Regions from separate parts of the Homo sapiens genome. Here region 2 is linked to region 1. A link is a loop called in an ENCODE intact Hi-C map of the cell type or tissue named here. Cell type or tissue: OCI-LY7. All regions are shown on one strand. Links, peaks and the distances in the headings refer to the core of each region. The heading gives the core; the rest is flanking DNA. Region 1 overlaps BPTF (bromodomain PHD finger transcription factor). Region 2 has its middle 11 kb from the start of SNORA38B.

What was found. Hi-C counts contacts between places; a loop is a spot of excess contacts. Peaks named below come from ENCODE experiments on the same cell type or tissue, not always from the same donor. Only the 100,000 strongest peaks of a DNase experiment are listed, where the experiment ranks them.
Region 2: a loop joins it to region 1, with 2.3 times the contacts of the local background. A loop is called at or near these places in 4 of 110 quality-filtered maps.

The regions. Positions count from the first base shown.
Region 1 is chr17:67,920,932-67,927,976 of GRCh38, forward strand. It overlaps BPTF (bromodomain PHD finger transcription factor), which reads left to right. Exons shown (of 28, transcript NM_182641.4): 14 at 1,909-2,059; 15 at 3,616-3,658. Among named protein-coding and RNA genes, the nearest start is that of C17orf58, 72 kb to the right of the region's middle. In OCI-LY7, for the core only: no CTCF peak of the experiment used is centred there; no DNase peak of the experiment used is centred there.
Region 2 is chr17:67,747,754-67,754,798 of GRCh38, forward strand. No RefSeq gene overlaps it. Among named protein-coding and RNA genes, the nearest start is that of SNORA38B, 11 kb to the left of the region's middle. RefSeq lists enhancers at 3,884-4,663, 4,664-5,443 and a silencer at 5,260-5,554. In OCI-LY7, for the core only: no CTCF peak of the experiment used is centred there; a DNase peak (open chromatin) is centred at 3,198.

The DNA.
Region 1 (7,045 bases), core at 2,649-5,148:
TACAGTGGCTCACACCTGTAATTCCAGGACTTTGGGAGGCCGAGACAGGTGGATTACTTGAGTCCAGGAGTTCGAGCCCAGCCTAGACAATGTAGTGAAACCCTATCCCTACAAAACATACAAAAATTACAAAAATATTGGTAATGTGCATGCCTGTAATCCCAGCTACTCAGGAGGCTGAGGCCCGAGAATTGCTTGAGCCTGGGAAGTGGAGGTTGCAGTGAGCTGAGATCACACCACTGCACTCCAGTCTGGGTAACAGATTGAGAATCCGTGTCAAAAAAAAAAAAAAAAAAAAAAAAAAGAAATACAGGCCAGGCATGTGGCTCAAGCCTGTAGTCCCAGCACTTTGGGAGGCCGAGGCGGGCAGATCACTTGAGATCAGGAGTTTGAGACCAGCCTGGCCAACATAGCAAAACCCCATCTCTACTAAAAATACAAAAAATTAGCCAGGTGTGGTGGTACACACGTGTAGTCCCAGCTACTTGGGAGGGTGAGGCGGGAGAATCACTTATACCCAGGGGGCAGAAGTTGCAGTGAGCCAAGATTGTGCCACTGCATTCTAGCATGGGCAACAGAGTGAGACTCCATTTCCAAGTAAATAAATAAATAAATAAATAAATAAAAAGATAATGTCCTTAGATAGAAACGTAGTGTTTTTATAAAAGTTAGTTCTCCCCAAATGTATACAATTAATTTTTGAAACTTGATTAAATTAACTTGGGAGTTCTTCTTGGAGAATAACCTTTTTGAAAAGAGTACCAATGAAGTAATACCTGTTCCTAGTAGATGATAAATTTTAGCTTACTTAAAACAGCGGCCAGGTGCGGTGGCTTCCGCCTGTAATTCCAGCGCTTTGGGAGGCCAAGGCGGGTGGGTCATTTGAGGTCAGGAGTTCAAGACCAGCCTGGCCAACATGTTGAAACCCTGTCTCTTCTAAAAATACAGAAATTAGCGGGACATGGTATTACACACCTGTAGTCCCAGCTACTCGGGAGGCCGAGGCACGAGAATTGGTAAACCCAGGATGGGGGTGTTGCAGTGAGCCGAGATCACACCACTGTACTCCAGCCTGGGCAACAGAGCAAGACTCTGTCTCCAAAAAAAAAACAAAATCACAAGGTCGTCCTGGCACAGAAACAGCTCTGTTGATGGGCAGAGACACAGATGGGAGATGTACCTGGCAGGCCTTCAGTCTCCTTGACCCCACAGCCTTTGATGCAAACCACTGCAGTCCCCTAAAATCACTTCTCTTTGGCTTGTATCCCTTTGTACAATTCAGGTCCTGCTTTCATTTCTGTTTCCTTCTGCTGCTTCCTTGTGATTGAATATATGGGAAGGTTCAATGCTTGTCCCTCCCTGCTTTTTATTTTTTAAATCTTTTTATGAGGAGATTTTATCTATTCTTAGGTTTCACATCTCCACTTTATATTGGTAACTCTCAAATCCCCCTTCTCTGTGCGGTGATAGGGAAACACATGTTGTACACCCAAGTGTGAGAAGAACATGCTAGGCTTTTGTAGGAAGTTGAATTCATGTTGGGGTCCAGAGGATGAATTGACATTAGTCAGATGAGCGGTGGAGGCTTGGAATAGTGCTCCAGGTGGAAGAAACAGGTTGTATAAAGGCTCATAAGCCTTGTATTTTGGGGGTCAGCAAACCACAGCCCATGAGCCTTGGCCTACCCTGCTTTTATAAATGAAATTTGATTGGAACACAGCCACATTTACTCACTTACGTATTGTCTTTGGCTGCTTTCATGATACAAAGGCACAGCTGAGTAGCTGCAGCAGAGACCATCTGGCTATTTAAGAAGTTTGCCAACCACTTTTTCATGATAGAAGATGCCAGAAGTACTTTAATTTTAGAAGCAATATTGCTTAAAATATTCTGATTTCCTTTCCAAAGAAACGCCTACACCTCAGAGGAAAGGCCTTCGATCAAGTGCACTGCGGCCAAAGAGACCAGAAACGCCCAAGCAAACTGGCCCTGTTATTATTGAAACCTGGGTAGCAGAAGAAGAACTGGAATTGTGGGAGATCAGGGCATTTGCTGAGAGGTAAGGAAATGGTTAATACCTGGTCAGCTATTTGAAGATTTTATCACTTCAGAATCAATAAATTACTTTTTTTTTTTTTTTTTGAGACAGGATCTTGCTCTGTCACCCAGGCTGGAGTGCAGTGGCACAATCTTGGCTCACTGCAACCTCTGCCTCCCAGGCTCGAGTGATCCTCCCACCTCAGCCTCCCCGGTACCTAGGACTACAGGTGCATGCCACCACGCCCAGCTAATGTTTGTATTTTTTGTACAGAGATGGGGTTTTGCTATGTTGTTCAGGCTGATCTTGAACTCCTGGGCTCAAGCAATCCACCCAACTTGGCCTCCCAAAGTGCTGGGATTACAGGCATGAGCTACCCTGCCTGGGGTAAAAGAACACTTTAATCATTTATTCAGTGCAGTAAAGTCCTAGCTTGACTTTACTCCACCTTTGATTTTAAGTGCTAGCTGTAAATAGTTTAGTAAGGTCCTCTCTCTCTGTCTTTTTTTTTTTTTTTTTTTTTTTTTTTTTGAAGCAGAGTCTCGCTCTGTCAGCTAGGCTGGAGTGCAGTGGCATGATCTCGGCTCACTGCAACCTCTGCCTCCTGGGCTCAAGCAATTCTGCCTCAGCCTCCTGAGTAGCTGGGATTACGGGGGTGTGCCACCATGCCCGGCTGATTTTTGTATTTTTAGTAGAGACGGGGTTTCACCATGTTGGCCAGGCTGGTCTCGAACTCCTGACCTTGGGTAATCCACCTGCCTCAGCCTCCCAAAGTGCTGGGATTACAAGTGTGAGCCACCGCGCCCGGCCCTCTCTCTTATTTTTAATGTGTTGTCCATTTGTCGATTTCTAATGACCATAAATGTTTTATCTTTATTTTTTATTTTATTTTATTTTTGAGACAGTTTCACTCTGTCCCCCAGGCTGGAGTGCAGTGGCGCGATCTTGGCTTACTGCAACCTCCCAGATTCAAGCAATTCTCCTGCCTCAGCCTGCCAAGTAGCTGGGATTACAGGCATGTGCCACCACGCCTGGCTGTTTTTTTTTAAGACGGAGTCTCGCTCTGTCATCCAGGCTGGAGTGCAGTGGCACAATCTCGGCTCACTGCAAACTCCACCTCCCAGGTTCAAGCAGTTCTCCTGCCTCAGGCAGGTGGCCACCACCATGCCTGGCTAATTTTTTTGTATTTTTAGTAGAGATGGGTCGAACTCCTGATCTCAAGCAATCCACCTGCCTCGGCCTCCCAAAATGATGGGATTACAGGCATGAGCCACCGCACCCGGCCTGAGCCACTGTGCCCAGCTCCGACTAACTTTTGTATTTTTAGTAGAGACAGGGTTTCACCATGTTGGCCAGGCTGGTCTTGAACTCTTGACCTCAAGTGATCTGCCTGCCTTGGCCTCCCACAGTGCTGGGATTACAGGCATGAGCCACCTCGCACAACCAAATGTTTTATTTTTAAATTGAGATAATATCATACCTTTGTATGATGTGAAAATCAACCAGATTTCACTCTTATTAGATGCCAGATGCCTAACAGGCTAGTTTCTGATAAGTTTCTCCTTTTTTTCCTGCAGAGTGGAGAAAGAAAAGGCACAAGCAGTTGAGCAACAGGCTAAGGTTAGTGAACAGAAGAAGGCAGAGGACATCAAGGCCCAAATGGAGGCTCTTTCAAAACAAAAGCACTTGACCTCCCATCAGCAGGGGGAGTTGGTGCTGGTCCCACTTGACAACATACATACATTTTTTAGCCAAATTCATGCACACCCATGCACAGTAATGATACATTCTTGTGGGTTTTGGTGTTTATTTTTTTGAGACAGTGTCTTACTATCACCCAGGCTGGAGTAGATCACAGCTCACCGAGCCTCGACATCCCTGGTTCAAGCGGTCCTCAGCCTCCCTAGTAGTTGAGACTACAGGCACACACCACCATGCCCAGCTAATATTTGTATTTTTTGTAGTGATAGGGCTTCGCCGTGTTCCCCAGGCTGGTCTTAAACTCCTGGACTCAAGCGATCCACCTGCCTCAGCCTCCCAAAGTGCTGGGATTTTGGGTGTGAGCCATTGCACCCATCCAGGTTTTTTTTTTTTTTTTTTTTTTAAGTGTATCTCACGTCTATCTTATTGTCATTATTTGAAAACAGCTCTGTGGGTACACCAAGCTGTGGTTTTGTAAAAAGTATACATATTTGGAGGACATCTGAAATAAGATTTCTATTATTTATTATCTTTAGAGTTTCATAAGTAATTTCTGAAAATAATTTTTTCTTGTGAATTTCCAATCTGGAAAATTTCTGTAGTCTATGAAAAAGCAAAGTATGCTAAAACTCCATAAGAGTTTGTTGTAATTGATTATTATAAAGCTACTGATGGTTTCTTAGTGTTTTCATACTATAAATAATGTGCCATGGCCAGGCACAGTGGCTCATGCCTGTAGTCCCAGCATTTTGGAAGTCCAAGGCAGGAGGATCCCTTGAGTCCAGGGGTTTGAGACCAGCCTGGGCAACATAGGGAGACCCTGTCTCTAATAAAAGAAAAAAGCAAAATTTTAAAAATAAAAATACAATGTGCCATATGTGCCTAAACATTGAGGACCTGAATAAAAGATGATTACCACTTATTCCTATTGAGAAAATACTGTAAGAGTTTTTACCAACTTCAGTATATAAACATTGAGGATACAAGTGAGTAGATATATCTATATACAGTATTATTAACATAGTTATACATAACTATTTAAAAATCATATATAAACCAAATTATTTGTTTCAAACTAGTTTTCCCTTTCATTTTATAAAACATTTTTTCAAATTCTTGTGTATCTTTCAGTTTACTATAGGTCCTTATCTTCACTTACATCAAAGTTTGAGATGATAGCACTTTTGGATTCTATGTATGATGCTGTCTGTCACAGGAAACCAATCACTAAACCCAAATATCTATAACAACTGGCTAGTTGTATTGTTTTTTATTTTATTGGGTGTGTTTTCTCATCTCTGCAATGTAACCTAACATATTACTTTTTTTTTTTTTTTTTTTTTTTTTTTTTTGAGACAAGGTCTCACTCTCTTGCCCAGGCTGCTGGAGTGCAGTGGCACGATCATGGCTCACCACATTCTCAATCTCCTGGGCTCAAGCAATCTACCCACCTCAGCTTCCCAAGTAACTGGGACTACAGGCATGCACCACCGTGTCTGGCTGATTTTTGTGTTTTTTGTAGAGATAGGACTTTTGCCATATTGCCCAGGCTAGTCTTGAACTCCTGAGCTCAAGCGATCTGCCTACCAGGGCCTCCCAAAGTGCTGAGATAGCGAGCACCACTGCATTTGGCCCTAATATACTACTTTTTTTTTTTTTTTTTTTTTTTTTTGAGATGGAGTCTCACTCTGTCACCCAGGCTGGAGTGCAGTGGCGCGATCTCGGCTTACTGCAAGCTCCGCCTCCCGGGTTCACGCCATTCTCCTGCCTCAGCCTCCCGAGTAACTGTGACTATAGGCGCCCGCCACCACGCCTGGCTAATTTTTTGTATTTTTAGTAGAGACGGGGTTTCACTGTGTTAGCCAGGATGGTCTCGATCTCCTGACCTCGTGATCCGCCTGCCTTGGCCTCCCAAAGTGCTGGGATTACAGGCGTGAGCCACCGCACCCAGCCAGTATATTACTTTAAAAAATTTATTTAAGATGCTTATTTATGAATATAGCTAACACTTCAACTTTGAAGGCATATCCTCCTATAAATAAGTACTAATATATCTGTTCTATTTCTTTGCCTCCTTTTTTTTTAGAGATAGGGGCTTGCTCTGTTGCTGAGGCTGGAGTGTAGTGGTGAGATCATAGCTCATTGCAACTTTGAATTCCTGGCTTAAGGTGATCCTCCGGCCTCAGCCTCCTGAGTAGCTGGAGCTACAGAAACACTACCACACCCACCTTTGCCTCCCTCTTTTTTTTTTTCTTTCTTTTTTTAACTGATTTAATCAGATGATGTCTCTAAGAGTTGAAAACTAAGCTCTTTTTCTTCTGAGGAATGAGAAATTGTGTAAAGTACTTTATATTATATTCAGGTATATAGGATAGGTACAAAAGTAGTCCTAAAAAAATTGGACGTGATGTCATAGGTGAGCAGGAGGCTCACCTATGTCAAAGGCAGGAGATAGTGGTGCAGGATTGGAATTTGATTTTAGCAGACATCCCAACATCACCCTTAACTAGCTCTGTGGCCTTGGGCCAGTTACACAACCTCTCTAGTCTCCGTTTCCTCATCTTATAAGATAATGAAGGTAAAGCATCTGCCACCAGGTTTGAAATAAATTTCACCTGTTGTTTTACATGTGTGTGGTTATATTGTTACTTATCACACCACTGTTGATAAGCTGTTAGAAAAGTTTAGCAATCTATAATAAAAGATATACAGAATATCTTTAATACCTGTAGTTTTAAAGATTGTATTATACTACTCTGTATAGTATAAAGTATTTTTCTGTAAAAATATTTGAATGTATAATAGAAGAAGTCTAGAAAAACTTTTATAATTTTCAGCTTGCTTGATTGCAGGTTTGCCAACTTTAATAATAGTGTCATTAACTATTGACATGTTTTTATAGTTGGATAAATTAATATTACAGTGAAACAGAAACCTTTCACAGCTCCATTTGTTCTCAGCTCTGAATCTCACCGCTGAGCAGCATGGTGTTTCTGTCTCCAATAAGCTTACCCACATCTCTGTTGTTTTCAGTCTGAAACCTTGGATGTTTGTACAAGCCAGAAAAACTTGTTATAAAATTTTCTGCTATGAACAGCTTAGTACTTTTAATGTAATATATGTGGTATAGAGACATGAAAATACTGCCTTCATAGATAGGTACCTTGGAGGAATTAAAAATATATATATGGCCTTCATCAAGAAATTAAATTCAGGTAATTTTTTTTTTTTTAGAGATGGAGTCACTCTGTCACCCAGGCTGGAGTGCAGTGGCATGATCTCAGCTTACTGCAACCTCTGCCGCCT
Region 2 (7,045 bases), core at 1,795-4,294, 170 kb before region 1:
TACAGTCTATATTCTGATTTCCACAGTTGTCCCAGTAATGTCTTTCATAGCTGAAGGAAGGAGGAGGGGATCTTTCTGGTAGTTGCACATTGTTGCCAAAATGAAATTCTTTTTTCTTGGAAGTATCTTCCCTCTAATTCCATACTTGCCAAGCAACTGACACTGATTTACTCTCCCAGAAACACAAATACCAGGATGGGGAGGCTCTATATGAGAGGTAATTACAGTTTCCTAAATTGGCATAATCCCTGTAAATTGACAAATTGAAATTCTTGTCTAAATTTAATTTCATGTGAACCTAATTATCCTTGGCTACTTTTCATCTCTGGATGAATTCATATGCTTTGGGTTGTCAGTGCCAAATTTGTTATGCTTTGTTTAATACGTTCAGACCACAGAGCTGACAGCATCTATTTCTTCTGGTTTGTTTGGTTATACACCAGGTAAGGGATAGTTAATATACAGATGTTTTATATTACTTCAAAATGAATTTGGACCAACAGGGCACAGTGGCTCATGCCTGTAATCCAAGCACTTCGGGAGGCTGAGGCAGGGAGATCACTTAAGCTCAGGAAATGTAACTACCACAGTAGTCGGGTAACATGGGGAGACCCTGTCTCTACAAAAATTTAAAAATTAGCTGGTTGTGTTGGTACGTGCCTGTAGTCCCAGCTACTTGGGCTGACATGAGATGATCGTTTGAGCCCAGGAGGTTGAGGCTATAGTGAGCCATGTTTGTGCCACTGTACTCCAGCTTGGGTAACAAAGCAAGACCCTGTCTCAAAAAACAAAAAAAAAGGAAAGAAGTAAAATAAACTTGGGCTTGCGCAGTGGCTTACACCTGTAATCCCAGCCCTTGGGAAGGCCGAGGCAGGCAGATCACTTGAGGCCAGAAATTCGAGACCAGCCTGGCCAACATGGCGAAACTCCATCTCTACAAAAAATACAAAAATTAGCTGGGCGTGGTGGCACATGCCTGTAATCTCAGCTACTCAGGAGGCTGAGCCACAAGAATTGCTTGAACCCGGGAAGCAGAGTTTGCAGTGAGCCGAGATAGCACCACTACATTCCAGCCTGGGCAACAAAGTGAGACTATCTCAATAAAATAAGATTCACTTAGAGAACAATAAACTTGAAGAAAATGTTCTTGGATTTGCATAGACCACATGCACCATTTCTTTACTTTACATTACTGGGTTGGACAATAGCTTATAATATGCAACAGCATACTCTACAGAATTCAGTTTGCACTATTTTCAAGTTTAGTGCATGATTCCCTTAGGAAAATCAGGAAGTTTAAGTCTTCTATTAGCTTTGGTATAGGCTTTTTATTTATGCATTGCCTCTTTCACAAAGAGACATGTACAATAAAATAGTATAATAAACCTAGGAAAGGTGGACACAAACACAAAACTGCAAAAAGTCAACAAAATTTTAGCTCACAGAGACTGATTATGTATTTTAAACTTGTGTAGGTTCCTTCTTTTTCTTTTTATTATAGACAACTCCAAACATAAAAAAAAAAAGAGTTTAACAAATACCATACATATCGCCCAGCTTCAACAGTTATCTTTTTTTTTTTTTTTTAACCAGGTCTCGGTTTGTAACCCAGGCTAAGGGTACCGTGGCGTGATCTCGGCTTATTGCAACCTCCACCTTCTGGGTTCAAGTGATTCTCATTCCTCAGCCTCTCAAGTGGTGGGGATTTCAGGCATGCACCACCATGTCCAGCTCATTTTTGTATTTTTAGTAGAGATGGGGTTTTGTCATATTGGCCAGGCTGGTCTCGAACTCCTGACAAGGTAATCTGCCTGCCTTGGACTCCCAAAGTGCTGAGATTACAGGTGTGAACCCCCATGCCCAGCCTCAGTTTCAATTTCTTTTTTTTTTTTTTTTTTTTTGAGACAAGAGTCTCACTCTGTTGCCCAGGCTGGAGTGCAGTGGCACGATCTTGGCTCACCACAACCTCCGCCTCCCAGGTTCAAGTGATTCTCCCACCTCAGCCTCCTGAGTAGCTGGGACTACAGGCGTGTGTCACCATGCCTGGCTAATTTTTGTATTTTTAATAGAGATGGAGTTTCACTATGTTGGCCAGGCTGGTCTCGAACTCCTGACCTCATGATCCACTCGCTTCGGCCTCCCAAAGTGCTGGGATTACAGGCGTGAGCCACCATGCCTGGCTGGTTTCAATTTTTGAACAAAGGAGATTAGTTCAAGGGAAGGACTATTATGGCCTCTGCATAAAAATAAGCAAAAGCACCAGCCTGGCCAACTTGGTGAAACCTCATCTCTACTAAAAATACAAAAATTTGCCGGTGTGGTGGTGGGCACCTGTAATCTCAGCTGCTCAGGAGGCTGAGGCAGGAGATCGCTTGAACATGGGAGGCAGAGGTTGCAGTGAGCTGAGATTCCGCCACTGCACTCCAGACTGGGTGACAGAGCAAGACTCTGTCTCAAAAAGAAAAAAAAAAAAAATGGAATGACCAAAAGCAACTTAGTCTGGTAGAAGCAAGATGGAGTCAGTTATGTCAGACTTCCATTACTACTATAATTTCTGCAAAGGCAATTTCAAAATCTATGGTGATTATGGTTAATAGATTATATACACGAAAATTGCTAAGAGAATAAATGTTGAGTATTCTACCACAGGCAAAAATAAGTATGTGAGGTAATATTTATGTTAATTAGCTTGATTTAGCCATTCCACAAGGTATATATATATCAAAAGATTATGTTGTACACCAAAAACAAAAAGGAAAAATTATTTTACTGGAAAACACATTGTGAATATTTTTTTCCTTCCATTAAAGCAAAAGTTGGCCAGGCATGGTGGCTCAGGCCTGTAATCACAGTACTTTGGGATGCCAAGGTGATAGCAGCAGGAGGCAGACAAACCCTAGGCAGACAGGGGCAGATCCCCAGTGAAACCCAAACTTCAAGCCAAAGACAGTTTAAAGCCTAGCTACAAGTCCTGGGTAAGTCCACAGACTGGATTGGGAAACTGTCTTCCTGTTTGGCACACTTTCCTCTGATTGATCCCCACCCTGCACCTGTTTTACATGTATATACCCTTCCCTAATTGGTGTATTACACTGTCGTGCCCACCTTTGAGTGGTGCCTTTGTTTTAGCCTTTTTTTGCTTACCCACAAACCAATCAGCACTCCCTATTCTGAGCACATAAAAGCCCCAGACCCAGCCACACTGAGTGAGAGACCACCTGACTTTGAGTAGGGGACCACCCTCACATCCCGTCTCTACTGAGAGCTGTTTTGTCACTCACTAAAATTCTTCTCCACCCTCGTCACCCTTTATTGTCAGTATAACCTCATTCTTCTTGGACAGGGGATAAGAACTTGGGACCCACCAAGCACGGGTACAAAGAAGGCTGTACACCCTCCACCAGTGGAGAGCAGCTGCCTCATGTGATGGGAAGCAGCAGCAGGGCCAAGCCAGCCCTGGAGCCTTGGGCCAGAGCAGGGCAACAGGACTGATGGTGTTGTTAACATGGCATTGTCCATCAGGCTGCGGACAAAGGGACTAAAAGAGCTAATTTGCATGCCGTAACACCCCCTCTGGGGCTTCAGGGTCATGGGCACCCCTGCCTGGGTGCCACCGTGTTCCCCTCCTCTGGATGCCAGAGTCCACCATGGGAGTCACTTGTGACATGCCTGGTCCAGCTACAAGCCCCACATGGAGCCCATTCCCCTGCCAGCACTTGGAACGGCCAGCCAGACCCCACACTCCCTCACTCACACACCCCGTCCTGCCAGGGGCTAAGCACACAGTAGTGGCAGCTATGGGACCTGCACTGGAGTGCAAGCCAGGTGCAGCCCAGCAGGCTGAGTAGACAGGGTGTCTCCTGCAGCAAGCCCAGGCCTGAGCAAGGCCTGGGCAGGGGAGTTGCCAGCTGGAAATCTCCAGCTGGCAAAGTGACTAAGAAAAATCCTGCATCAAAGGTGGGAGGATCTCTTGAGCACAGGAGTTTGAGACCAGCCTGGGTAACCCCGTCTCTACAAAAAATAAAAAATTAGCTGGTCCCAGTGGTGCCTACCTGTAGTCCCAGCCACTTGGGAGGCTGAGGTGGGAAGATGGCATGAGCCCAGGAGTTCCAGGCTGCAGAGAGTGGCATGCCACCACACTCCAGCCTGTGTGACAGAGTGAGAGCCTGTCTCAAAAAAAATAAAAGAGTTTGATTTCTTTGATGTTAAGTGTCCTCAATGAACAGGAGCCTGACCCACTTTGTTGGTTTTCTTTTCTTTTCTTTTTTTTTTTTTTGAGACAGTCTCGCTCTGTCACCATGCCAGAGTGTAGTGGCGCAATCTTGGCTCACTGCAGCCTCTGCCTCCCAGGTTCAAGCGATTCTCCTGCCTCAGCCTCCCGAGTAGCCAGGACTACAGGTGCATGCCACCATGCCCAGCTAATTTTTGTATTTTTTAGTAGAGATGGGGTTTCACCATGTTGGCCAGGATGGTCTCAATCTCTTGACCTCGTGATCCGCCCACCTCAGCCTTCCAAAATGCTGGGATTACAGGCATAAGCCACTGTGCCCAGCCCTGGTTTCCTTATTGAAAGGCAAAATTTCTTTTACTTACACAATGGGTGAGTGTTACCTTGTTGTTGGGCTGATTAACTGTAGCAGCAATAGAAATGCAAAGAGGTGTGTGGAATGGGGCTATGGGCTCTGAATATAGTCCTCTGTGGATGTCTTTGTGAATGCTGATTACTCATTCAAATGCAGAATATTCTGCTTTTTGCTAGGAGCCGAGAAGTAATAGATTTACAGACCTCTTATTCTTGGTCACCCTTGAGGGTGGAAATAGCTTTATTATAATGCATATAATTCAATACATATTCTCCTGGATTTAAACTCAATCTTCTGGCTAGTGATCCTTAAATTTTTATCTCTAGCTCTGACTTCCCCACTAATTCCTAAATTTGAATTTCCACTGCCTGATTAACATTTTTGATTAGATATCTCAAGCTTAATGTACTCAAAATGGAATTCTGGATTTTCCCCCCACTTTTTTTTTTTTTTTTTTTTTTTGAGACATAGTTTCGCTCCTGTTGCCCAGGCTGGAGTGCAATGGCATGATCTTGGCTCACCACAACCTCCGCCTCCCGGGTTCAAGAGATTCTCCTGCCTCATTCTCCTGGGTAGCTGGGATTACAGGCATGCACCACCACACCCAGCTAATTTTTGTATTTTTGGTAGAGATGGAGTTTCAGTATGTTGGCCAGGCTGGTCTTGAACTTCCGACCTCAGGTGATCCACCCACCTTAGCCTCCCAAAGTGCTGGGATTACAGGCGTGCGCCCCTGCGTCCGGCCAATTTTCCCCCACTTCTGTTCCCCTCCTCAATCCCACCTTGGACTTCCTGGGTACTTGGCACCTCACTTCTCGAATCCCTCATCCATCAGCAATTCCTGTGCACCTTCCCTGTGAGATATTTCCCAGGTGCAGCATGTCTGGTCCAGCTGCAAGCCCCACATGGAGTCCACTCCGGTGCTGGTGCTTGGAACGGCTGGTGCCCCATTCCCTGCTCCATTTCCACTGTGGCCACCGACCCGTTCTCCAGCATCTCTCGCCCTCCCCACTGCAGCAGCCCCCAACTGACTGCCTGCTTTCCCTCTGGCTTCTCTCCTATTAGAATATTCTTCTCACAGCAGATGATCCTAAAACATAAATCGTATCAGTTCACATGCCCTTTAAAAAGTTTCCTCATACTACTCTTAGCGGTGCATAAAGAAAGAAAAACAAACAAAAATTGAAAAACAAAAAAGTTCTGGCGAGGCATGGTGGGTCATGTCTGTAATCACAGCACTTTGGGAGGCTAAAGCAGGAGGATCCCTTGAGGCCAGAAGTTTATGACCAGCACGGGCAACATAGGGAGACCCCATCTCTACAAAAAATAAAGAAAGAAAAACTAAGGCTCGGCACACTGGCTCATGCCTATAATCCCAGCACTTTGGGAGGCCAGGGTGGACAGATCACCTGAGGCCAGGAGTTTGAGACCAGCCTGGCCGACATGGTAAAACCCCATCTCTACTAAAAATACAAAAAATTAGCTGGGCGTGATGGCGCAAACCTGTAGTCCCAGCTGCTTGAGAGGATGAGGCATGAGACTCACTTGAACCCTGGAGGCGGAGGTTGCAGTGAGCCGAGATTGCACCACTGCACTCCAGCCTGGGTGACAGAGTGAGACTCTGTCTAAAAAAATAAATAAATAAATAAATAAAAATTAATTAATTCAATAAATAAAAAGTTTCCACGTACTGATCCATGCTATAACATGGATGAATCTAGAAAACATGACGCTGAATGAAAGAAGCCAGTTTAAAAAGGCTGTGTGTTGTATGACTCTAGTTGTATGAAATGTTCAGAAGAGGCAAATTCATAGAGACAGAAAGCAGGTTAGGGGTTGCCAGGGGCTGGGGCTGCAGCGGGCAGGCGGTGGGTCGGGGAAGGATGGGGAGTGACTGCTGAAAGGGTTTGGGGTTTTCCTTCTGGGGTGAGGAAAAGGTTCTGGAACTGGATAATGATGATAGTTGCACAACATTGAGTGTACTAAATATCACTGAATTGTACACATTAAAATGGCAACTTTTGTTTTGTGAATTTTACCATTTTTTTTTCTAAAAAAGGTTTAATGACTTCTTGTTGCGGTCTTAAAATAGAAGCCAGGGCCGGGAATGGTGGCTTATGCCCATAAGCTGTGCTTTGGGAGGCGGAGGTGGGTGGATTGCTTGAGGTCAGGAGTTCGAGACCAGCCTGGGCAACATGGCAAAACCCTGTCTCTACAAAAAATTAGCCAAGTGTGGTGGCATGCGCCCGTGGTCCCAGCTACTAGGGAGGCTGAGGTGGGAGGATCACTTGTACCCTGGAGGTGGAGGATGCAGTGAGCCGTGATTGCACCACTGCACTCCAGCCTGGGCAATAGAGCTAGACCTTGTCTAAAAAAAAAAAAAAACAAAAACTACAATCCAAATTCCTGACTAAGGCCCACAGAGCACTGCATGATCTCGCCACCCTACCTCCTCTCCTTCT